Regions from separate parts of the Homo sapiens genome. Here all the other regions are linked to region 3. A link is a loop called in an ENCODE intact Hi-C map of the cell type or tissue named here. Cell type or tissue: PC-3. All regions are shown on one strand. Links, peaks and the distances in the headings refer to the core of each region. The heading gives the core; the rest is flanking DNA. Region 1 has its middle 250 kb from the start of SORCS1. Region 2 has its middle 250 kb from the start of LINC01435. Region 3 has its middle 380 kb from the start of SORCS1.

Evidence for each region. A loop is a pair of places that touch in the nucleus more often than their neighbours do. Peaks named below come from ENCODE experiments on the same cell type or tissue, not always from the same donor. Only the 100,000 strongest peaks of a DNase experiment are listed, where the experiment ranks them.
Region 1: it touches region 3 in a loop (2.6-fold over the local background); 2 of 110 quality-filtered maps call a loop at or near these places.
Region 2: it touches region 3 in a loop (4-fold over the local background); 3 of 110 quality-filtered maps call a loop at or near these places.

What each region holds. Positions count from the first base shown.
Region 1 is chr10:107,405,725-107,413,826 of GRCh38, reverse strand. No RefSeq gene overlaps it. Among named protein-coding and RNA genes, the nearest start is that of SORCS1, 250 kb to the right of the region's middle. In PC-3, for the core only: a CTCF peak has its summit at 4,104 (motif pointing left); no DNase peak of the experiment used is centred there.
Region 2 is chr10:107,810,997-107,819,098 of GRCh38, reverse strand. No RefSeq gene overlaps it. Among named protein-coding and RNA genes, the nearest start is that of LINC01435, 250 kb to the left of the region's middle. In PC-3, for the core only: CTCF peaks have their summits at 3,911 and 4,114 (motif pointing right); a DNase peak (open chromatin) is centred at 4,108.
Region 3 is chr10:107,541,539-107,549,640 of GRCh38, reverse strand. No RefSeq gene overlaps it. Among named protein-coding and RNA genes, the nearest start is that of SORCS1, 380 kb to the right of the region's middle. In PC-3, for the core only: a CTCF peak has its summit at 4,338 (motif pointing left); a DNase peak (open chromatin) is centred at 3,170; H3K4me3 peaks cover 1,708 bases; H3K27ac peaks cover 2,247 bases.

The DNA of each region.
Region 1 (8,102 bases), core at 1,819-6,818, 140 kb after region 3:
ATAAATAGCGCATGCAAAGTGCCTCGCATGAAGTAAGTGATCATGAAATAATAAGAACTGGTAGCAATGATGATGTTAATAATGACAATGACTAGGGGATAATGATGATGCCATGAATGACTTTGGTTGGGATGCAGACCCAGGCCCTCCAAGCTCTTTATCCCAAATATAGCTCTGAACCCTGGGTAGTCTCTCCAGGCCTCTTTGGCCTTCATTTTCTTTGACCCTCTGCCAGCATGTAAATGCTACACCACAAAATTTATTTCAGAAGCTCATTCCACGTTGAAGAGTTAACTTCTGCTTGATGTAGCCTCATACTCAAGAATAGCAGTCACACATTGATTTTTAGAATATTTTGTAGTTCACAGATTTTTTTCTTAGTAAACCAATTAATAGAACACACTTGAAAGAATGCCTGGCACATATTAAGTGCTATATAAATGTTATCTGTTTTCAGTATTCATGTGACTATGAATATTATTTGTTAGATCATTTAATTCTTGCAACAACATACTATGAATAGGTAAAGCCAATTTACTAGTGTCATTTGAACATATTAAGACAACAAATCTAACAAAAGTCTAGTGATTTTGAGCACCTACCTCTGTGTTCAAGGGCAGGGTATTTTCTGCTTAAGATTATTCTCCCCAGTGCCTAGTTCAGGACTGCTCACACAGCAGGTGTTTGGTCAATATTGGTAAAGTTTACATAGATGATATATAGGGGCCATAGGAAGATATTGACTCGGGAGCCGAATTGAGTCTATGCTAAGAATAGCAATGCATATTAACGTCAAAATAAGAATTAACAACTTTCTTCAAACATTTATGTACAGACAAAATAAAGGACTAGTTAAATATAGATACTGTAGGAACTGCTTGAAAGCATTGCTTAAAATCACAAGGTCTTGGGTATCCACTGACCCTTCAAATATCCTCAAATGACTTTCATTTACTTGTTTTTGTTACTTTTAAGAGATGTCTGAAAAGGGCTGGTAATCAATACTGTACTTAGACAGCTGGACAAAAGATAAAAATGCCCAGGCCCTTGACTGGGGCAAGAATGATTGAGATGCTCTCGTGATTCTCTCTTAAGATATGGTCCACCTACTGAGAAGACCTTGTCCTTTTCCTGTATATACAGGTTGTGGTAGAAAAAGGCAAAAACCTAGAAACTAGCAGCTGTACTTGCTCACAAAATCCTGTCATAGAAACATGTAATTGAGGCTAAAGGAAAAAGAAAGAGTTCCATATTAACCTATCCAAATGGTGGAAGACCATTTAACAGTCTCTAGAGGGAACCAACCCGTGGCAGGCCATGCACTGGGGGTGAGGTGGGGAGGTCTGTGCTACACAAATAATTCATAGAGCTATGTTTTTTTGTTTGTTGTTTTACAACAGTGTTTATCACTCAGTGTGGAACATTATTTTGACAAACATACCATGGTAATTAAGATGATAATTGATGAAGGAGTCCATAGGATATCTCTGCACTATTTTTATAACACTTCTGTAAATTTAAAATTATTCAAAAATAAAAAGTTTATTTTAAAAGGTCTGACAAATTTCCCATGCTACTGTGGCAAGAAAATGCAGAGGATGACTGAGGTAGTCAGGCAGTATTTTCAAGAGATGGTAGTACTTGAGCTAAAAATTAAAAAAAAAAAAATAAGGGCTGGGTGCATTGGCTCACACCTGTAATCCCAGCACTTTGGGAGGCTAAGACAGGCAGATCACGAGGTCAAGAGACCGAGACCATCCTGGCCAACATGGTGAAACCCCATCCCTACTAAAAATACAAAAACTAGTCAGGCGTGGTGGTGTGTGCCTGTAGTCCCAGCTAATCGGGAGGCTGAGGCAGGAGAATCACTTGAACCCAGGAGGCCAAGGTTGCAGTGAGCTGAGATCACGCCACTGCACTCTAGCTTAGTGACAGAGTGAGACTCCATCTAAAAAAAAAAAAAAAAAAAAGTAGTGGTAAATAAGGTGGATAAAGGATAGAAAAGCATGTGTTTAGTAAGCTAGTTTTTTTACCCAATAATATTTCACAGACATCTAAGTCAGTTGCTAAAAATCTTTATCATTTTTGTTGGGTTTATCATAGTTCTTGGAATAAACATGAGAGTTACTTATTTCTTTATGATCATTTTTCTCCTTTTTTAACCAGATCTACAGGAAACTTACAATACTATTTCCACTTATATTTTAAATACCTGTTTAATTTTTTTCCTACTAAACTATTATGTTTCCAAGGACAAAAACCGTGTTTATCTTTTTCACTCCTTAAGTCCCCAAGATATAGTACAAAGTTGAATAAATGAGGATATAGAACATGCAAAGACATGGAATGAAAAAGTAGCAAGGAGTGTAAGAGACTTGCAAGCAGTTTTCTACAACTGGAGTAAAGGACTCTTATTGTGGAATTTTGAGAGGCAGGGAATTAATTGAAGAGGTTGACATTCATTCTCTAGGAATCATCAAAATGTTTATTTTGGACCCAGTCTGTGTTAGTCCATTTTCACACTGCTATAAAGATGCTACCTGAGACTTAGTAATTTATAAAGGAAAGAGGTTTAATTGACTCCCAGTTCCATATGGCTGGGGAAGCCTCAGGGAACTTACAATCATGGCAGAGGGCAAAGGAGAAGCAAGTACCTTCTTCACAAGGTGGCAGGAGAGAGAGAGAGCAAAGCGGAGACTGCCACACACTTTTAAAACCATCAGCTCTTGTGAGAACCCACTCACTATCATGAGAACAGCATGGGGGAACCGTCCTTATGATCCATTTATCTCCCACCAGACCCTTCCCTTGACACCGGGGGATTGCAACTTGAGATGAGATTTGTGTGGGGACACAGAGCCAAACCAAATTACAGTCTATATTATGCACTGTAACTACAAATAGAAGGAAAACATTAGCTGTTCAGTCAGGAAGTTTATGGGATTGCAGGGCCCACAATATAAGGGAATTTTTTTCCTCTTCATCCTAAAGACTACTGGAAGTCTTTGAAGTATTTTAAGTAGGAACTTCAGAAAGATCTTTGAATCAGTGGTTCTCCTGCAGAAGGAAACCGAGAGAGAAGGGCAATATTAGGAAACAGAGACTCCATTAGAAGTTTCTTGCAACATAAAAATAATGAGAGATTCCACAAAATTACTTGAGTGGAGACTGAGAAGTGGCTGCAGGGGTCACTGATATTAGGAGGATGTGATGTGGAGGCAGCTGGGAGAGGATTTTCAGAAGGAGAGGGCGGGATTGAGATCTATCTGGAGGTTGTATCAGCTCTGCTCTATAACTGACTAGATGTGGAGGGCGATGAGCAGAGAAATTGAGTATGATTCTCAAGTTAATGGCTTCCATCACTGGCTGGGTGAAAATGGCAGACAGTAAAGAAAGTAAGATAGAAGACAGTGCAATCTGTTGTGTTTTTGGGATGGGTTAGTCAAACTCATTGTGGTGGAGATAACTTCAAGACCCTAGGTGAAGGTGCCCAGTAGATAGTTGAGGACACTGGTCTCTAGGGAGAGAGCTGTGGGCTATAGATATAGACCTCTGACTGAGTAGTATATGAGTTAATATTACACGAAGTGTCACTGTAAATGAGACCCCCTCAAGGAGAGTAGGTAGAAGAGAAGAGAATCCAGAGTGAGCTCCGGAGAGCAACAGCATTTAAGATGGAAAAGAAGAAGAGCATGAGAAAGAAACACATTTAGAAGTCAAGATGAGGACGATGAATGGGAGATAGGTGAAAAATTTGGGAGAGCCTACCGAAGTATGATTGAGGAAAGAAAAAGTATTCAACACTGCAAGGTGCAAATGAGTGTTAAAGTGATGAAGCCTTCGTAAGTGATAGGATTCTTCAGTTAGGGTGCCATTCACAGCCTTAATTAGAGCAATGCCAGACACTTTACTCAGATAATTGCATTTAATTTATACAGTAGCTGATGAAGCAGGTAATATAATCCTAATTTTACAGATGAAGAAACAGTAGCTTAACTAACTGACTCACAGACATGCAACTAGTTATCAGCAAAGCTCAGATTCAGACTTAGGAAAGCCGATGCTGAAAACTGCACTCTGAATAACTAAGCTCTACGGTGCCACCCACTGACGCATCTAATTAATTTCAATTCAGCATGTCACTTCACAGTTTAGGGTTTTGTTTTGTCCTCTAATTTTCCATAAGCACAAATATTAGTTCACCAGCACTATTCTAAAGCATCATCAGAACTGAGTGAGACATATATGTTGCTGTGTGTTGGCGTCAAGTTTTTAGCCAAAAGCAAGGTAGTCCCCATAGGTGTCCCGTAAATTCCATTAAATACATGATATTGAAAAGAAATGAGCATTTGAGGTGTTAGAGTAAATGCAGATCAGCCAGGTTGTCCTCCAATGACACACATAGCAGCTCGAAAGAACAATGCCAACTATTGACTGTGCTCCCTGGTCCTAAGCATTAGATCATTGCGTTTCTCTAATGATTTATGTGTGAAATTTCCAAGGTTATATGAATAGGCCACAAACAGACTTTGATATACCCATAATGGGTTAATAATGCATACTCCATACTTAATGCATAAGAAAGTAAACCACAGAAATTCCACAAAAAAGGACAAACATCTCTGGTGAGCAGTTCCTCTGAGCTTAGAGTCTGGAACATACTATTGTGGAAGGAAAATGCTTTTAATCTTCCTGCTGATGAATAAATCACAGTTTTTAAAAATATTTTAAAACATTTGAACAGCACCACCCCAGGACTTCATACAAGCTCTATTTTTCAGTTCCATCAGCATGCAAGCCATTCTCTTAATTGTGTACATAACCACGTACATAAGCAATGCCATGGATTTTGCACACTTCTGAACAATGGGCACCCTAGATATCTTGCGTGTAATACCGGCTGCCATGGTGCAATTAGAGGAGAAATAAATCTTACCATCTTGATGACAGCCTGTGCATCCAAAACCAGGCAATATAGATGGCTTTGAGAAAGCGGAATCTTGTATTCTTTGACAATGTAATTATTATGCTCTGTCAGCTCATTTGACTTTTTCATAAAAATCACTTAATACTTCACAAGGATATTACTTTTGCCATCAAATATCACTTTTGGAAATGTTAGTAATTTAGGAACTCCTATATTAAAAATGGCTAATTCAGTAAGTACATGAAATGCCATAATCTGAGAGGCCTTCTAACCTAAAAGATTTCCCCCTCCCCAAGCTTTATTAAGATATAATTAGCATACAAAACACTGCACATAATTAATGTATCCCATTTGGTGAGTTTAGACATATGTAAATTTTACTCCTGTTACCATCACCACAACCCAAGTAATAAATAGATCCACCGCCTCTAAAAATTGAATACTTCAGTCCCACTGTAAGACGCTGGGGAGAACAAAGGGCTCCATTAAGGAGCTATGGTCTGGTATTTAAAGGCTAAATAGTCAACAACTCAATTACAAATGATTTAGGAAAGTGCTGAAGCTATATTTAGTAGAGAGTTTTCTTCTCCAGCACCAACCTTACATGTTATTATATGCTAATTTTTAGAAATTTAAATCTAAAGACTTGTCTAGTAAAGACTCTTTTTGAGTTGAATGAAGTTCTTGGGCAATAGAAATTGCATATTTCACTTTTTTTTAGTTGCCTTTCTAAATTTACTTACATAAGATAAAATTCACTCTGTTTGGGGTAGATTACTGTGAATTTTGACAAAGGCTTTCAGTCTTGTAACCACCACCACAATCAAAACACAGAGCAATTCTGTCACCCCTAAAATTTGTGCTACCCCTTTATAGTCAATCTCTCTCTCCATCCCCAGCCCCTGACAACTACTGATCTATTTTTTGTTCCTATAGTTTTGCTTTCCACACTGTTGTATACTAGTTCGTTAATTTTTATTGATGAATAGTATTCCATTGTATGGAATATCATAGCTTTTATATCCTAAAAACTTGCATTTGTGATGTGATGATGGCAATGATAATAATAGTGACATCTGACATTATGTGAATGCTTATTGTGACTCAGGCATTGCTCCAGCTCTGTCAACATGCTACCTCATAAAATTTCCTCATCATATGAAATAGGCAATATTATTATTTCAGTTTAGAGAATAGAAAAAGGAGGCAAAGAGTATTAAGTAACCACCCTAGGATCACACAATTTGTAAATGTCACAGCCTATATTCAAATATGGGCAGTCTGACTTCAGGACCTAACATAATAACCACCATCATAAACTGCTTCCCCAGTAATAGCTACCAATTATTGATCATCTGCCCTTGGGCTCCATGGCAAGCATTTCCTTGATCCATTTTCACATGAATAAGGTAGGATGTGGAAAATGAGACTTACAGAGACTAAGCAATTTGCTCCAAATCACTCTGATAATGTTACCTAATTTTTAACCAAATCATAAAAACTGGGTCTTATTACCTTTAAAGGTATTTAATTTTGATTAGTTTCTGGATTTCAATTTTTTTATTATTATTTTCTCCTATGACATTGCATTTCCAATTCGTCTCAGCATGCACAGAGTCTTTTGGAGTTGGACTAACTTGTTGGGCATTGGTACAAATCATCTTCCAGGGTTTAAGATTAGATAATAAAATATATTTGGTACAAAAGAGACCTTGTATCTATCTTGATTTATCCCTGCCTTTGTGAAATTGAAGGGATGAAAAAAAATCTGCTATCTGAATTAAACTCCACGGAGTGACATGTGGAAAAAATTTATATACGTTTTAACTTTGGGTTGTTCCTCAAGAGGTTAAATCTTTGTTCCAGAATGCAGATAAAAATAAATTTTGCTGCTAGATTGCTTATGTTATCACCTTATCATGAGCACTGTAGAATTGGAAGCAAAAATCTCCAGTACAGATGTCTACAGGGAGAATGTGATTGTATTTTTCAATTTGTATTTATAGTAATAATAATGCACTCAGCTCACATCTTTAAGGAAAAGGCCTCGAAGTACTTTACGTATTTTAATTAACCCTCACTGTACTCAGTACATAGACAGTATATCAATTTTATTAATGCATAGCACATGGAGAGCAAATTTAAGGCCTTAGGTTCAAAGTCATGGCATGCTGGTAATGATAATAATGTTTCATGGTGGAGACAGATCTGTGAAAAGAAAGAATAGGAAACAACCCAGCAAACTCCGTGGTCTGACATGTCAGCAGCGTTGCACCCTTGCACGCTCCAATGGTCCTTTGCATTACAAATTTCTCAATATAAGAAACATCCTGAATATCCTGAGTATTCTTTCCTACTGTCCTCTCTGGATTTATTAACAGAGTGTAAATGTCAAACATGGGGGAAGGTGTGAAGAATGGAGGGCTCATCTCTTTTCTGAACAACCCTAAATACTCTGGTCAAATTTCAAACAATTCCTGGTTAGACATTTGGATGCCTTTGATTTTGAGTCCTACATACATTCTCGTTATCATAAGAGATATGCCACAGGAAAAAAAGACATGTTCTGAGGCAGAGTTACAAGACCAGATAGGGCAGAACGGGATTTTGATATTTGATATTGTTTTTGGATCTTCAGACTAATGGTAGGTAATACCTATTTGTGAATTTAAGCTCAATTATAAGGGGAAATTTTTTTTTTCAGATAATTGGGGTCATCCAGGGTGAATGAGCTTATCTAGAAGGGAGTGAATTAAGAAGAGGAGATTCCTGCGTTGAGTGGGTGATTGAACTACATGCAAAGCAAGGCTTCCTCCAGTTCTAAGGAACTAACTGGAAAACTGATTTGAACTTTTATTTAACAGCTTTATTAAGGTTTAATTCACATAGAATAATCTTTATATATATATGTAATATACAATTTAAATGTTGTTTGTTTTTAACATCTTAGTCATTTTATGTGTACAGTTGAGTAGTGTTAAGTACATTCACATTGTCGTACACCAATTCACCAGAACATTTCCATCTTGTAAAACTGGAACTCTATACCCACTAAACAACCATTCCCCATTTCCACTTCCTCCCAGTCCCTGCAACAACCACTCTACTTTCCGTTTTTATGGATTTGACTACTTTTGATACCTCATATGTGGAAGCATACAATATTTGTCTTTTT
Region 2 (8,102 bases), core at 1,604-6,603, 270 kb before region 3:
AGCACTTGTCTTTTCTATTTTGCCCCCAGTGCCCTAAAACCTTCTGTGCAGGCTTCAGCCTCATCACCTAATACATTTCAGGACACCTACTCGTCCCCAGCCCCATCTGTCTGCTCCACAGATGGCTTCTCTGTGGCAGTGAGAGGGTCTGACACGGTCATTCTTACATCTTCTGGGCCTGGCACAGAGTAGGTGCTAAGAAATGATTATTGTATAGACAAAAAGAAACAACTTTTTAAACTAGGCAGATCTTTTCAATTATTCTTCCCCCGAAGAGTTCCTACATATTCTATAATAATCAATAAATTGTGTTATAAAAGTTTTATTAGAGGAATTTTTGCAGTAGTGATCTCTTTAATGCATTTAAAATTAGATATACATATTGTTTTACCAAAACTTTCTTTAGGCACAAGCTTGTTCACACTTACGTCAGGAGGAAAGTAAGTTTTTTTTTTGTTTTTGTTTGTTTGTTTTTGTTTTGTTTTGTTTTGTTTTGTTGGGATGGAGTCTGGCTCTGTAGCCCAGGCTGGAGTGCAGTGGCACCATCTCGGCTCACTGCAAACTCCACCTCCCGGGTTCACGTTATTCTCCTGCCTCAGCCTCCCGAGTAGCTGGGACTACAGATATAGAAAGTAAGTTTTTAAAACATACTTTCTTTTCAAGATTTACATGATAGGGAGAGTTGCCTCCATCGCAGGAGGCGGGACACGTCTGGCAGTGCTGAGAGGCAGTAACTCCCCCCATACAAGTGCTAGCTTGAAAGGCTGCCCATTGCTGGTGAAAGATGCAACAGCTAACAGACAAAAGCCCACAGCCCAGGTATGTTACCCCACCTGGAATCCATGCCTGCCTCCCCTACAACTTCACCTGCTCCCCACCTGGCCCCCAGGCTGACTTTAGCCCCCATGGCCCCCATGTAAGCTTTGTTAGGCCAAAGTCTGTCATTTACCATCTCAACTGACTTTGACCAAATATTAAAAAAATGCAAATAGATATTTATTTTGTATGCTGATAACTACAATTAGTTGAGCACTCACTATGTGCTGAAGCCACATTTTGTGCATCAGAATCACACAGGAGCAGAATAAGGATGAGTTTAGCTTAACCTCACTAAAAGTGTGGATTCTGGATTCAAATTGCTGAAGTTTGAATCCCGCTTCTGCCACATTGCATAATTGCCTTGATAAACCTCACAGCCATACTGTAAGTCAGGTAATAACATCTCCAATTTATGAATGAGGAAACTGAGGCTGAGCAAGGTTGAATTTCCTTCCAAATTTGTACAGCAAGAGGCAGAGCTGCGATGGACACAGGTTTGCATAGAAGACAGCTGAGGCCCTCTCCTGCTGCTTAAGATCCTTCCCTTTTGTCACTTCATCTGCCTATGATACCCCTCGTGCTAAACTATAATATCGACTGGCTAAAACTATACATAGCACATGCAGCTGAGAATTATAAAACCCCAACCTCTCCCCAAAAGAATTCACTGTGCTCCAGAATGTGGAGTTTAAATAGTTATTATCCAATTATTTTTAAGATGTCCAAATTTACCCATTACATGCCAAAAGTTTTTCAATCCCTATTTCAAATATTCATTTATTTTCTTGAATAAATTATGACTTACATGGTAACAAAAGTTGTATTAGTCCTAGACTTAACATAATAATGCAATAACCAGTATGTTTGGTTGGACCCTTATTTCTGTGGACATTTTATTCAGAACCTCACTGCCTTTCCATCTTTTGTATGTATTTAATGCTATACCATCCCTCCTTGCTGGCTCATACTGCTGACAACCCTTGGTGTTATATATGTTTGTTCCTTCAACAATCAGTATTCTTGAGGGTTTTTTATGAGGATAATATTAATCTTATCTCAACAAGAAGTTGGGTATGCTTTCACCTTACACATCAACATAGAGTTCAATTAATTTCTAAAGTATTGAGCACTGAACTCTGCAATTACAAATTAGATGCTAATTAATGCTCTTTTACTTGCTCATTTATTTGGAATCTTCTCTTTTTTTCCTCCCTGTCAGAGCCCAAGTAAGTATGTAAATTCCATTAATTGTTTTTACTAACTCATTAAATGGGTTGTAGACCAAAGTAGTAATTCTGAAAATTATAGCCATCCAACACCTACATTTGTAAAAGACACAACATTCTAAAGGATATTGTTAACTAGACAGTAATTAAAAACCGCAGGGAAAGCGTTCCCCAGCAAGATATGTGATGACTTTAATTAATTTCTGAAATAACATAAATTCTTTAAGAGACGTATCTAACCTTGAGATTTCATGAAATTGCTGCTAGTAAAAGAGTGAAAAGAAACATCATTTGATATGTTTTAATATGAAGATTATTGGAAGATAAGAAAAAAAGCCCTGAACATATGCAGAAAAACTAAAATTTATTGACTATATACATTTTATTTTCACGATTTTAACAATTCTGTTCCAAAGTTTTATACCCATTTTATAGATGAGAACTGAGGCTCAGAGTCCTGAAGTAACTTATGCAATGCTCTTCTGAGGGGAGCATTCCAAGCACAGGGACCCACGTGAAAAGCTGAAGACAAAGAAACAGTGGAGTTAGAACTAAAGGAAGATCAACATGCCTGGAGTATGGGGGCTGGGGACCATGGCCTGAGCTAAGGCCCATGTAGTAATCAGAGCTGCACATGCAGACTTTTCTAGGAAATATTAAGGATCTGGGGTTTCATCTCTCATGGTTTGAAAAGATCACTCTTTCCACAATATGAAGAATGGCTTGGGGACAAAAAGTGGGAGACAAGATGCCAGGCTGCTGCCAAAGCCCTGGGGAGATGGTGATAGCAAGGACTGCAGAAGAGAAGAGCAGAGTAGTGACAGATTTAGCAGGTGAGAGTGTCAGGAATCACTCATGATGCCAGCAAAACGGGTGATGCAGGAAAGACATGTGAGGATGATTTCCAGGTTTTCAGACTGCTCCCCTGTGGGAAAGGTTATGTCCTTTTTGAAGTAGAGAGTGCTGGAGGAAGAGAAATTAGCAGGGAGTTTGAGTTTGTTCTAGGCCATGAAGAGTTGAATTATGACATAGAAAAGGTATTTGAATGTACAGCTAGAGTTCAGAGTAGATATCTATACTGAGTTTGAAAGCAAAAATGAAGAACATTTAAAAATTTTATTTGTGTTTCTCCAAGTGTTTTTTTTAACACTACTTGTATCAGAAGCACTTGCATATCTCTCATGACTCAATAGTTCTCAGACTTTAACATCCCTCAGAATCACCTGGTTATAGTGAAGTGAGGAAGACAAAAGCTCTAGAGTTTGCTTGCTTCGGTTTGAATCAGCTCTGACACTTTCTAGAATAAATTTGCACAACGTGGTGCTTCTGTGCCTCTATATCTTTCTCTAGAAAATGGGGATGATAATACCTACTTCAGTTGGGTTTCTTGAAGCTTAAATACAAAAACAGGGACATAAGGAATTAAGCTAAGTAAGCTAGCACACATAAAGGCTTTGGAACACTTAGTGGCACTTAGTAAACAGTCAAAAAAGGCTGGTGTAGCCATGATTGTTTTCCAGATAATTTTTTAAAATGCAGATTCATGAACGGCAAACAGGATTATGATGTTGACATCGAGTTACAGAGCAAAGTGAGCATTTCAATGTGGATTTGGTGGTGGTTCAGACTGGAGATAGATGATTAATTAGCATTCAGTGACTCTGGGCAGGATAATCTTGGACTCTACCACGCCTATTAAATCACAATCTCTTGGTTCGTAGGACAGGAAGTCGATATTTCTGAATAAACTCTCCAGGTTCTGGTGATGCTGATCCACTGCCAGGCTTGAAAGTGGTTATATATTAGACAAGATCCTGTGATTCTTGTTGTGTCAGGTCTGGTTGTTCATGAAAATGTGCAGTCCTCCTTAAGATGTTACTTTTCTGGGAAGCAGGTGGCCAGCCAGAAAGCACACTGGGTATGGGGTGTGAGCACATGCCTAGCACTCAGCAATGGACATGAAAGGAAGCGATGTTTATCACTTCTGGGCCAAGGCTTCTAAGAAGCAGTGGTGTCCTTTCCACCCTGTTTTTCCCCTTTGGCTCATGGAAGCAGAGGACAATGAGCACTAGGGGGAGCCGTAGCCATAAGATGAAAGGAATTGAGGGCATGGACTTGCTGATGGTAGGATAGTCTGCTGTCACACAAATGAGGAAAAAAAGCTTCTAATATGTTAGGGAAATATTGGAAATTACTTGTAATGGCAGTTGGTGTTACTCTGATAGGTGCTTTTAAACATGAGACTTCTGTCTAAGGCAATATTTATCCAAAACCTATTGATGGCAAGGGTCACTCCATCACAATCAATATGCTAGACTCTTATGATACAATGAATAAAAAGATATTTTGTTTGGTTCTTGGAATATAACTATCTGAACAATCCCAATTTTTCGTTGTTTCTGGTTGTTATTGTTTATTTTTTATTTAAAGTAGAATAATTACTAAAAGTGTGAATTAGGAGGAATCTTAAATTTTTCTGAGTAAATACGTATTATAAATTAGCGAAAATTGGTAGCTTTCTCTTTGGTATCAAAGCTCTTCGATGGCGCAGGAAAGGATTCGGTGGTTTTGTCTGTCTGAAAGTAAGTGATTGGTCTCTCTTCTGTATCTCTTCAGACAACCAAACGCCTGTTTTTGTAAAATAAAAGAATGTGGTTTGTATCTAGATCATTACTTAAACTAATAAAAAAATTGCCAAGCAGTGTAAACATCAATACTTATGAATTATTACCCTAAAGAATGTTGGCTAAATTTACATATAGATTAAACTTAAATTTATGAAATGTGATTTTCTTTCATTCTGATGACTTAATGTCATTTGTATTTTATGGGCAAGGTTCCAGCACAAAATGTTCTGTTTTTCTATGTGACTGAGGACATGGAAGACCTCACCACTTGATAGACCCCATGACATTAAATTGCAAATTGAATTTGAGATGGCAAAGAAAGAATATGTTGAGGCTTAGAAATTAGAACGACATGGGGGTAACACACATGGCCTGAGAAACTCACAATGAAGCTTCTTCCTCTTGAAAAGAGGTTTACAGAACGCAGTTTTTATTACTGAGGCCATATGTTTGATATCAGCCTTTGATTAACACCCGCCCCACTTGTTCTTTTCATGGAGAAGACATGGATCTCCTTTCCTGGAGTTTTATTATATGAAAACACACACACACACACACACACACCATTAAATTGCAAATTGATTTTGAAAAGCAGCAAAATGACATGGTAGAAAGTGACTGAGGCCTAGAAATTAGGATGAGGCAAAGTTAATATGTTACCTGAGAAATTAATAATCATCTTTCCTGCTTGCTAATGAGAGTTTACAGACAGCAGGTTCAATTATTGAGGCCGTATGTTTGATGTCAGCCTTTGATCGGCACTGACTCAGCTTGTTCTCTGCAGGGAAAAGTCTTTAATCTCCTTTTCTTGTAGTCTCTTACACATACACACCCCTCCCACATAACTTGACCGGATAAAAGAGAAATCAGACGCTTATGTTTTCACTTTGATTGTTCATGCTTTAGATTGAAATGGCTTTCCTATTTTGACGGTGGTGACAAGACTTAACTTTTTTTTTTCTTTTGTTGTTTTTCCCCCAAGGGCATGTGATTTAACACAGTCAGCTTCCTAATGATCACTGATTTCTTAAGAAACACCATATGTAACGGTACCCACACACTGTACTCTTCCTACCTCTTCTACTCCTGTCTATAACACTGGCCCGGTCCCTTCGCTTCTCTATACATTAGCTCCTTCAACCATTAAGGGGAACCTGTAATAGGTTGTAATATGGAGCTTCTCAAATCATTGGGATGATTAAACAAGATTGTAATGTTTCTCAAAGTCTACGTCTGTTACTTCTACCACTATCTCTTAATTACAAGCAGAACCAGGGAAGGTGATTGTAGTCTTACAGGGAGACTTTTCTACTAGTTACCAGTTTAACTTCCCCGAATGAACTAAAAATGGGTTTAGGAGGGTAGAAACGGGAGTCAGGTCACTGGAAGAGAGGAATAGGAATTGATCAGCAAGTCATGCACAGAATATTAATAAATCAGAGAGAGTGATCACTGTGTCATTTCTCAAAGTACGTTTTCTAACCCAGCAAACTTGCCTCGGTTGCTTATTAAATATTTAGATTCCTGGACCTGATAGAAGACTCATTGAAAAAGAAGGTCTGGAGTTGGGGCCTAGGAAGCTGCTTTTTGAACAAGATTCCCATGTGATCATAGCACACATGTAAGTGTTGTGCACTGTAATGGAAGTTTTAAATGGGATATAAATAAAATACTCAAAGTAAATGGGTTTTCATTTTCCATCTTGATGTATTAACTGACAATCCTTTCCCCCTTCCCCTCACCACACCCACATTCAGACCTTTTTTTTCCTCCCCTGCAATCCAACAGAAACAGCTCTCTTTTCCCAAAGCCAGAAGAATGATAAAACAAAGCCCTGGTAGGTATAGAAGTAAAGGCATGCTTTAAGCCATTGCAAATTCTTTTTATAAACAGAAATATATAACTTATGAATAAATTAGAAAATCAACACGTGACTCTACAAGGAGCCTTGAGCCTCTGCTCCTCAGATCCAAGAGCAGTTATGAAGTTGGCAAAATAAGTCAGTCTTTGCAACCTCCCTCAGAATTAACACCAGCTCCACAAAACAGGGATGAAATGAAAGCCTTTCCTTGTGGGTGAACATTATCGCCTATCACTGCCAAGCTGAAATTTACAGTTAAAACGCCTTATCCATTATTCCCACTTTCCCATGTGTTTTAACACCTCATGATGAGATTAGCTTTCACACTCGGGCTCCATGTTGACTAGTGCTGTATTATGGATTTTCGTTTTTTATTAAATTAGGAACAAGCATCAGTATTGTCTATACATTTGCTTTCAACCACCAAGAGTCAGGAGTGAAGTTTTATTTTGTTTTGTTTGGGGAATAAAAAATACCTTTCAGTTTTCTGATTTCCCTGATGATTCTACTCTCTAGAAGAACTGTGAGGGATCCAGAGAATGGCTAAAAAACACACTTCGCCCATGTTGTTTATAGTTGTTCCACATGTATCATATATATTTCATGTCTCAGTGAACATACGTCTTTGACTACAGAGCACACACAAACACAGACCCATGCTCTCATATAACCGAGTCTGTATAGAAGTTGGTAGATCAGCGTGGTAAAGCAAAATTCATAAACAGACTGATGGATACTTAATTCTATAAAATAAAAGTCTAAATTATAATTTTTCAGTATCGGCTTCATTCTCTTGATTTTATTGTTTTCCTGGAAGGAGAATCAAAAGTTTAAAATTTGCTTTTGTTGATTTTGTTTTGTTTGGCTTCCTGTTTGTGACAGTGAGTCTAAAACGAGGGAGGGCCACTCACCAAAATGGAAATATTGGATGGGTAGCTTTGTTTTGCTTTATTTTCTCTATCCCCCTCCCTCTTTTGCCACCTGTCTCCCTCTCTCTAAATTCTATGAACTAATATTTACTGGGCACTCAGTAAACATATTACAGGCCCTGTACTATGGCATTTATTTCATTCACAAAACTGTACAGAAGAGGTACTTGAATTTAGAAAAGGTAATAAGTTACTCAACATCATAAAGCTAGTAAATGAAAGGGCCAGCTTAGTCACTTATTGGTTCATTCATTCATTAATGTCATCAATACTTATAGCTGACTTTTTGTGTGCAGCTGTTCTTGATCCTGGGGTGCAGCAGTGATGTCCCTGCCTCATGGAGCTTTTATTCGAAGGGGGAGATGAACACACACACATCCACACAAACACACCCACACACACACACTATGGACTCCAAAAGCTATGGAGAGAAATGAAACAAGATAAAGACTAGAAACAAATGGTGATCACATTGGTTTAGATAGGTGATCAGAAAAAGCATTTCTAAGAATGAGACATGTGACCTTATAAAACTGAATGTCTGGAAGCAGTGGATGATGTGTGGGTATTTGGAAGACGTGAAATTTTATATGATCTGTAAGTCCCTGTACAATCAGTTTTTGCCTCCCTTATAATCTTA
Region 3 (8,102 bases), core at 2,070-7,069:
TGTGGTTTGGATTATAGCATATTAGAATGTCTGGTACCTTGTGTTCATAATTTCTAAAACTCACAGTCTATTCTGAACAGAGAGATCCTTACTGACACATCCAACAACACACAGATGCACATACACACACAGAAATCCAGAATTTGGGGGTCTGTCTGGTTTCAAGGATCTGGTGATGCACAGCTGCAATGGTCTCGCCCGACATTACTCCCTGATTAGCATCTAGTGGTGAGTCTAGAACAAAGAAGGAGGCTGACTAGAGGAGAAAATGAGAAATTAGCAAAGAAGAGAAGACTAGGCCTGGATACTGAGCTGTAGAGTGCTGAAACATCCTTCGGGAGGAAAAGTGTCTAATAAAGACTAAGATGTTGATTACTGTATGATTTCCATATGTAATATTTTGTTCATGATCTCTAAGTCTTCACTGATGTAAAATGAGTGAATTAAGTATGCAGTTGGGGTATTGATGAGTAAAGCATTAAAGGACTAAGCTTTGTTCTGGATCAGAATTCAAGAAAAAAGAGAAAAATTACCAGCCCCCCAAAGCAGGGGAAATCAAGGAAGCTGAAACCCACATGGAAATTCACAGAAATCTTTTGGGAGAGCTGTGGACTCCCAAAGGCCATGAAATCATGTGTGTCCTACACTTAAGGCAATCTTGCCTACATCTTAAGGGTCAGTAGCTGTGACAAACATCTGGTCTACAGATATAATTTTTGAGACATTTACCATTGAGAGCTTATCACCTACATATGCCTTGTGATTAAAAGCATGAACTCTCTACACAGTGACGGGGAAGCAGCCTTGTTTGTTTGTTTCTAAAGGTCCCCAAGGAAAAGTGGCCATAGGTGCTATACCTCTGTGGAGACAACTTCACAAAGGGTGTTTCTTTCTTTCACTAAGTGATGAATAAAGAGAATGCGGTTTACTCCATGTCTCCTCAGAAGCACAGCCTGTCAAAGCTCTAGGCTCTCCATCCTTGCGAAGCCCAATTTTCCTGAGTTTACAGCTCAACTTACTGGTGAGCAAACTCAATCTCTCTCTCCATCTCTGCTCGGTGGGGGCGTTGCATGAATAATGGTGACAGCTATAGACAGGCAGTCCTGGAGAACAATTGTGAGAAAGCAGGGGTGGTTGGCAGTGGTTTTCAGGAGTGTGAAGGGATGTGTGGGTTTCTTTAAGATGCTAATTCCATGAGTCTCAGTAGGCTGCACTTGGAAGGGTAAATGGGGAAACAGTCAAAAGAGTTTTAATTTCAGGCTTTGGTCACAATTGCAGTAGAAATTTGGTGACAGGTGGTTGCAGCTTCCCTGCCGTGATTTTAAACTCATTAAAAAATTATATAACTTGACCATCAGGTGGCAAAAGAGTAAGGCTGAAATAGAAAACTTCTCATTTTTAGTTCAATGTTGCCTTCTTCTACACATATTATCTATATCTCAAGTCAGAAATGGGATTGAGCATGAATTTGTGCATGTTTAAAAGACACAGTCTTGGAGAGAGTATTATCATAGAAGAATCTGGCATAGCAGTCCACGGGCATTTCTGCATTATAGAACTTAACACAAAGGATCACTGAATCCCAGCAAGGTACAAGACAAAATCATCATTTTTACCTAGAAATAGATCCCGAATCCTATAGGCATTAGGTTTGGGGACCAAAGCAGAAACTTTCCTGCTCATTACCATAGTTATATACCTATTCATTTGTTCTATCCAAAGCAATTAGTTCAAGCAATCTTTTAAGTGCTATCAGTTATGGATTTTATTAGGCTGTATATAAAAGAAATCCATTATAATGGCTTGTTCAAAAGGAGGGCTAGGTAATCCTGGCTGCTCCATTTTTAATCATGTAGGGCTAGGTAATCCTGGCTGCTCAAAGAACCAGGCTCCTTCTATCTCCCTCTACCTTAGCACATGGATTTCTCTCTCTCATCTTGCAGAAAGACTTCTTTTCTTGCCCTGTGTCAGCATTATAGGCAGAAAAAAAGAGGGAAGCAACAAGAAGTGATAATGCTTGCGTTAAAAAAGCAACATATTTCCAAAAATTTCCAACACATATTTCCTTATATTCATTGGCAAGCACTGTCATTTAAACTTTCTAGTTTTTTAAAAAAAAAAAAAAAACTAGAAAATGAATATTTTAGTTGGCACTACCATTGACTGAAATATAATTAAAAGGGAAGAAGAATAGAAGAGATATTGGGAAGTCAATCAGTCATACCTGCCACACCTATGCTGGTCTCATGCAGATAAGGTTCTGCTATGGAGGAATCCAGGCCATGAAGCAAATAACACTAATTTATTCATATACTCATTTACTCATTGAGCAAATGCTTATTGAGGTATTATAGTCGTGGTTTTGACGGTCCAAAAAATAGATACAATCCCTTCCTTCAAGTATCTTATCATCCAGTGAGAGGAGACAGACAGATGTTTGCCCTGCAACATGATACCAGCTGAGAGGAGAGTCATGGTGCCACTACGAAAGCACAAAGAAAGGGCAACAGGACCCCCCAGGAAGGAAGCAAGAGAAGACTTCTCAGATGAGTTGCTTTCTAAAGATACTGATACAAATCGAATTTTAATTGGGCTAAATGAAGTAAGCCAGACACGAAAAGAAAAATATATGATCTCACTTATATGTAAACTCTATTTTTAAAAACATCAAATGATATAAAGATAGAAAATAAAACAGTGGTGATCAGGGTCAGGATAGGGTGGGGGTGAAATGCGGTAATGTAGCTCCAGGGATACAAAGTAGCAAATATGTAGGATAAACAGGTGGAAAATTGGAATGTACAACATGAGAACTAGAGTTAATAGTGTATTGTGTTCAGGACTTTTGCTAAATGAGTAGATTATAGTTCCTTTTGTCACAGGGGAGAAAATAGGTAACTGTGTGAGATGTAGATATGTTAAATTGTGCCACTAAAGTGACTATTTTATATGTATGTATCTCATAGCATCAAGTTGAATACCTTAAATATACAGTAGTCTCCCCTTATCTGTGCTTTCACTTTCCAAGATTTCAGTTACTCATAATCAACAGTGCTCTGAGAATATTAAACAGAACAGGACAGAAATAAACAATTCATAAATTTTAAATTGTGTTCTGTTCTGAATAGCATGATGAAATTTCATGCCTTCTGGCTCTTTCCTACCCAGGATGTGAATCATACCTTTGTGTAGCCTATCCATCCTGTCTCTGTTCCCCACCCATTAGTCACTTAGCAGCTGTCTCAATTATCTGATCAACTGTCATGGGATTGCAGTACTTGCGTTAGAATGAACCTTATTTTATTTAATTTTAGCTTATCTGCATGAGACCATCATAGGTGTGGCAGACATGGCTGACTGACTTCCATTATCTCCTCTACTGTTCTTCCTTTTTAATAAAACTCTCATTTTATTTCAGTCAGCGATATTCCCGAAAGCGCAAAAGTAGTGTTGCTGGCAATTTGGATATGGCAAAGAGAAGCCCTAAAGCACTCTGTCACAGGATCCTTGGGGTGTCACTTTGCCAGCCGGAAACCTCTGTGGCTGGTGGCACCTTCTGCCTAAGTGTTGCTTGTGCCCACTGGCCCCTGCTGCCCACTCAGCTTGGCAGGCTGCACTCAGTCTGTGTAACTGGCCTGGATCCCACGCCTACCAAGGGCGAGTCAGGTGCAGAGCGGCAAGGAATATGCTGGTGAGCGCGTACAGGGTTCGGCCATTGCGCACAGCCAGGCACAGCCAGTGCCTAGAGCTGCCTGGCTGCTGTGGCGGGACAGGCAGCTCTAGGCATTGGCACAGGCGCCGGCTCCATGTGAGGCTGCAGCTGGACAAGACGTACTGCAAGCGGCTTGCTGCAGGCACAGGCGTCCGGGACGGGGAGATGCGGTGGCACCCAAAAGCTTGGAGACGCCAGAAACCACAGAGCCCCCAAAAGAGTGTTACATCCCTGGCTTGGGGAGCCCCTAGGTCTGGGTTCCCTGAAAAGCCACAAGTCTTCTCTTCTTCTTGTCGCACACAGCGTGAGTTGGACAGGGGAGTGTTTCAGTCCTGTTTGTGTTACAGCTCTTTCAGTCCCACCATTCAGCAGGTCCCAAGTTCTTGTCCCACATCCAGGAAGAAGGAGGCACACACAACTGGAGAGCTAGCTAGGCACAGAGGAGCTTCACTGAGCGGCAGAACAGCTCTCAGGATACCTGAAGTGGGTAGCTCATTTCCACGGGCAGATCATCCTGAGGAGTCTCCAGCTTTCAGAAGAGAGGAGACTTGTAGTGGGTAGCCCCTTTCAGCAGACAGGTTGTCCTATGGAGGAGACTGGATGTGGGTAGCTCCCTCCCTCTGCTGGTAGTCCTAATATCTGTCTGATTCTGGCAGAGCCGGGGGTTTTTATGGACTCAGGAGGGAGGACTTGCGTGCTGATTGGTCCATGGGTGGCCATCAGCAGGCGCAGAAAAAGCACCATAAGTTATCACTCTGTGAGGCAGACTCCACCCAGAACTGGAAGCTCAGCCTCCAGGCTTCAGGCTATCCCTGGCTTGAAGGTGGGGCTTCACCAGACCCGCCCTTTCAGCTCAGGAATCTTTCTGCCTCCCACCATCAACATGCGGTTCACTGGACCCAGGTTGTTCTTTCCAAGGGGGCCTGCAGGCCCACGCTGAGCTGCCCTCAGCCCCTTGGCCTCCCTCCCACGCTCATCGGTGCCCAAAGTCCAGAGGGGGCTGAGGCGGCAGGGGCCTGGCATGTCAGCACCACCCTGAGTGTGCACACACCCAGCTGGGTGGTGACAGCACCCGGGCTCAGCCACAACATTGCTCCAAAGTCGGAGTAGGCACTGGGAGTAGGGAGAGGCCAGGAGTGGGTGCAGGCATTTCCAAGACTGCTGTGGGGGGTAGTTTCCTGGGCCCCTGAGAGCACAGGGATGCCTGGGTCCGGAGTTGCAACTGGACATATGCAGCTGTGCCTGGGAGCACAGGGCTCCCTTCCCGCCAACTCGGTAGGGGCTGAATGTCCTGCCTGTTCCTGGCTCCCACTGGGTGGAGTGCACAACCCTAGCTGTGCCTCTCCTGCTGTGGCTGGCATCTTTGCAGGGGACACTCCAAATGGCTGCCGCTGCCATCACTTCCTTTAAGTGAAAAGGTGAAAATTCTTGACTTAATAAGGAAAGGATAAAAATTGTATGCTTCGGGAGTTGGAGACCAGCCTGACCAAGCATAGCAAAACCCCATCTCTACTAAAAAGACCAAACTAACTGGGTGTGGTGGTGCATGCCTGTAATCCCAGCTACTCAGGGGGCTGAGGCAGGAGAATCGCTCGCACCCGGGAGGCGGAGGTTGCCGTGAGCTGAGATCGCGCCATTGAACTCCAGCCTGGGGAGCAAGAGAAACTCCGTCTCAAAAAATAAAAATAAAATATTGTATGCTGAGGTATCCAGATGAGCCTTTTTGAGAGCACCTTGTATTCTGTTGCTCCAGACAAGCAGGGATTTGGAATTGTGTTAATTCCTTTACAGCAACAGGGCTTTGGCATTAGTTGTGACTTTTCAGGCAGTTCTCTGCAGAGATAGCCCAGTCAATTCCCAGAGAAAGGACTGGATCCTTCAGCTTTGCCTTAATTGACACACTATTATCTTCAAACACCTTTTTCCAGTGTCCCTGGGTATTTGAGAAACAATGTTTCTTTTATGTCAGTTTAACTGAAGTGAAGCAAGAAGAAAAATACTGAAACCTATGATAAATTATTAGGTCACAATTATTTTCAAATACTGCTTAATTTTACTCTTTTTTGACTAGGCATTCCTATTATTCCAAGATTCATATTTATTAATTTTATTCTGATTTCTAGGTGGTTGACTGCCAAGTGCAATGTACCTTCGAGGGAGCTAAAAGTCCCTCTCCTTGCATTGGTTAAAGCAACATTAATGATTACTGTGATCTGAACAACGTTCTATATCCTATGACTACATTAATTTACTACACAAAGCCCCTGCCTGCCTAAAACTGACACTCTAATGAAGGGACAGTCATCAAATAGGCAATCAAGGTAATAATACAATATAGAATTCTTATAAAGAAGGAATCCAGGCTACTATAAAAGAAGATAGCATGAGGACTTAATTTATGTTAGACTCCTAGGATATCTTTACTGGAGATGCAAATTTTACTCTGAATAATGGGAATAAATGTAGTGGTTGGGGAGAAAAAAATTGGAAAGGGAGAAATGAGTTTGGTACACTTAAGAAACAGAAAGAAGATGAATGTGACTAGCGTATGCGCTAGGAGAGAGAAAAAGTCATGTAAGTTAAGAGAAGGGTGGTAGTCAGGGGTTTTACGTAGGAAATAGAACTTGAAACTTCACAAGTTTCTGGCAATTATTTTTCCTGTGATGAGGTGAATGAGCTTGCCCTTCTCCTACCCATGCTTTCTCTTGAGTCAACGCAAAGCCCAGCAATGGTCTGCAGTTCTAAGGAATGGCATCAGTTATCTTCATTCTTCCTGAAGAAGTTTTCAAAGTCCCTTGGAAAAGCAAAATATGAAACAGATTAAATTATAAAGTACCTTGGAGAAGGCCAGCTGTTTGCTTATAAACCTTCCTTTGCATTCCACGTGAAATAATATTTCCAGCTATTTCTTTTTGAATGCTCTTGTTCGCTTTAATATTTGTGCTTGGCTGAAAGAAAGGCCTGTGGGGTTTGTGGAAGTTGACATTCACAGTATCCAATTTTTAAAGCTCTGTGTAAAAATGCCACTAAATTGATTCAAACCTACTTTTACTCATCACCTGCGCTGGTAAATACGCAAAGGGTTTGCATATGCAAATTTTTTAGAGTGCCCTCCAGAGGAGACCGAACACACATCTTAGTATATGCATCTTTAAAGTGCTCTTCCTGGAGCTTTTGCAAGGACCGTATTATTTAGGGTGCAACAATCTCTTCAACCTTCCTGGAAATGAAAAGTTTCACATCCAAAACATCTACTAGAATGGTCTTTAAGAATTCATTTTCAAGCAGAATTTGCAGATTTGCCATTAGGAGTATTTTGGCTTTGAGAACACAAGGTGTCATATGCCATGCCCTTGAAATAGCCTGGGTTGTTTCTAAGCTGAATCAGGAATAAACAAGAGCCAGGATTCACCCTTATTGACAAAACATACCTATATATACACATATGAATGTATACATATTTGCATACATACATACATATAAATGTATGTATACATTTTAAAATTATATATAATATAATTATATAAGATAATATACTATAATTACATAATAGATATAATTTAAAAGACCATAGGCCAAACATAGTTACAATTATACTCCCAGGGATAACTGGCACACAGAAATGATTATTCCCACTTGATATTGACATGATTCACGTCATGCATGACAAACCCTTCCACTTACAAGGACATTTCAAATGCAGACACTGTGTGCTCTTAGATTTTCAAACCATCTTCTTCAAGAGAAAGGAACATAATAATAGCTATCATTTGCTGAGCATATACTGATGTCAGACACTGAGCTAAGCATTAAACAACCATTATTTCATTTAATATTTAGAGCAACTCCATAACAAAGATGTATAATACTATTATCTCTATTTTTCATGTAAACAAATTGAGGCATATATAGGTTACCTAGTTTGCTCAAGAACAAATATGTGCAATAAAATCAGTATTAGAAACCAGTCTAGGATGACCTTTAGAGCGTAAGCTTTTGAAATATCTTTGAAATAGATGGTGATGGATAAAGAAACAGCCCTGTATCTGGAGCCAGGAGGACTGAGTTTAAATTCTTACCACCCAATTATCATTGGTCCCTCTGAATAAGCCATCCCATTTATTCACAGGTGAAATCTTCTGAGGAATTTTTTTTTATCTGGGAAAAGTGCACTTACATTGCCTATTATTAAGCTAAGAAACCACTGTTTAACTGGAACTTTAGCATTGTACTGAAAATCAGACAAAAGTCATAATTTTTGCTCATGTGTGGTTCCTTTGCTGTACTACAACATGCTTCATGAGTGATTGGTCATTCACATATGAAAAGCAATTGTGAAATCTTGCCTTTGATGACACTTATCTCCAATTAACTTCCAGTATATTAGACG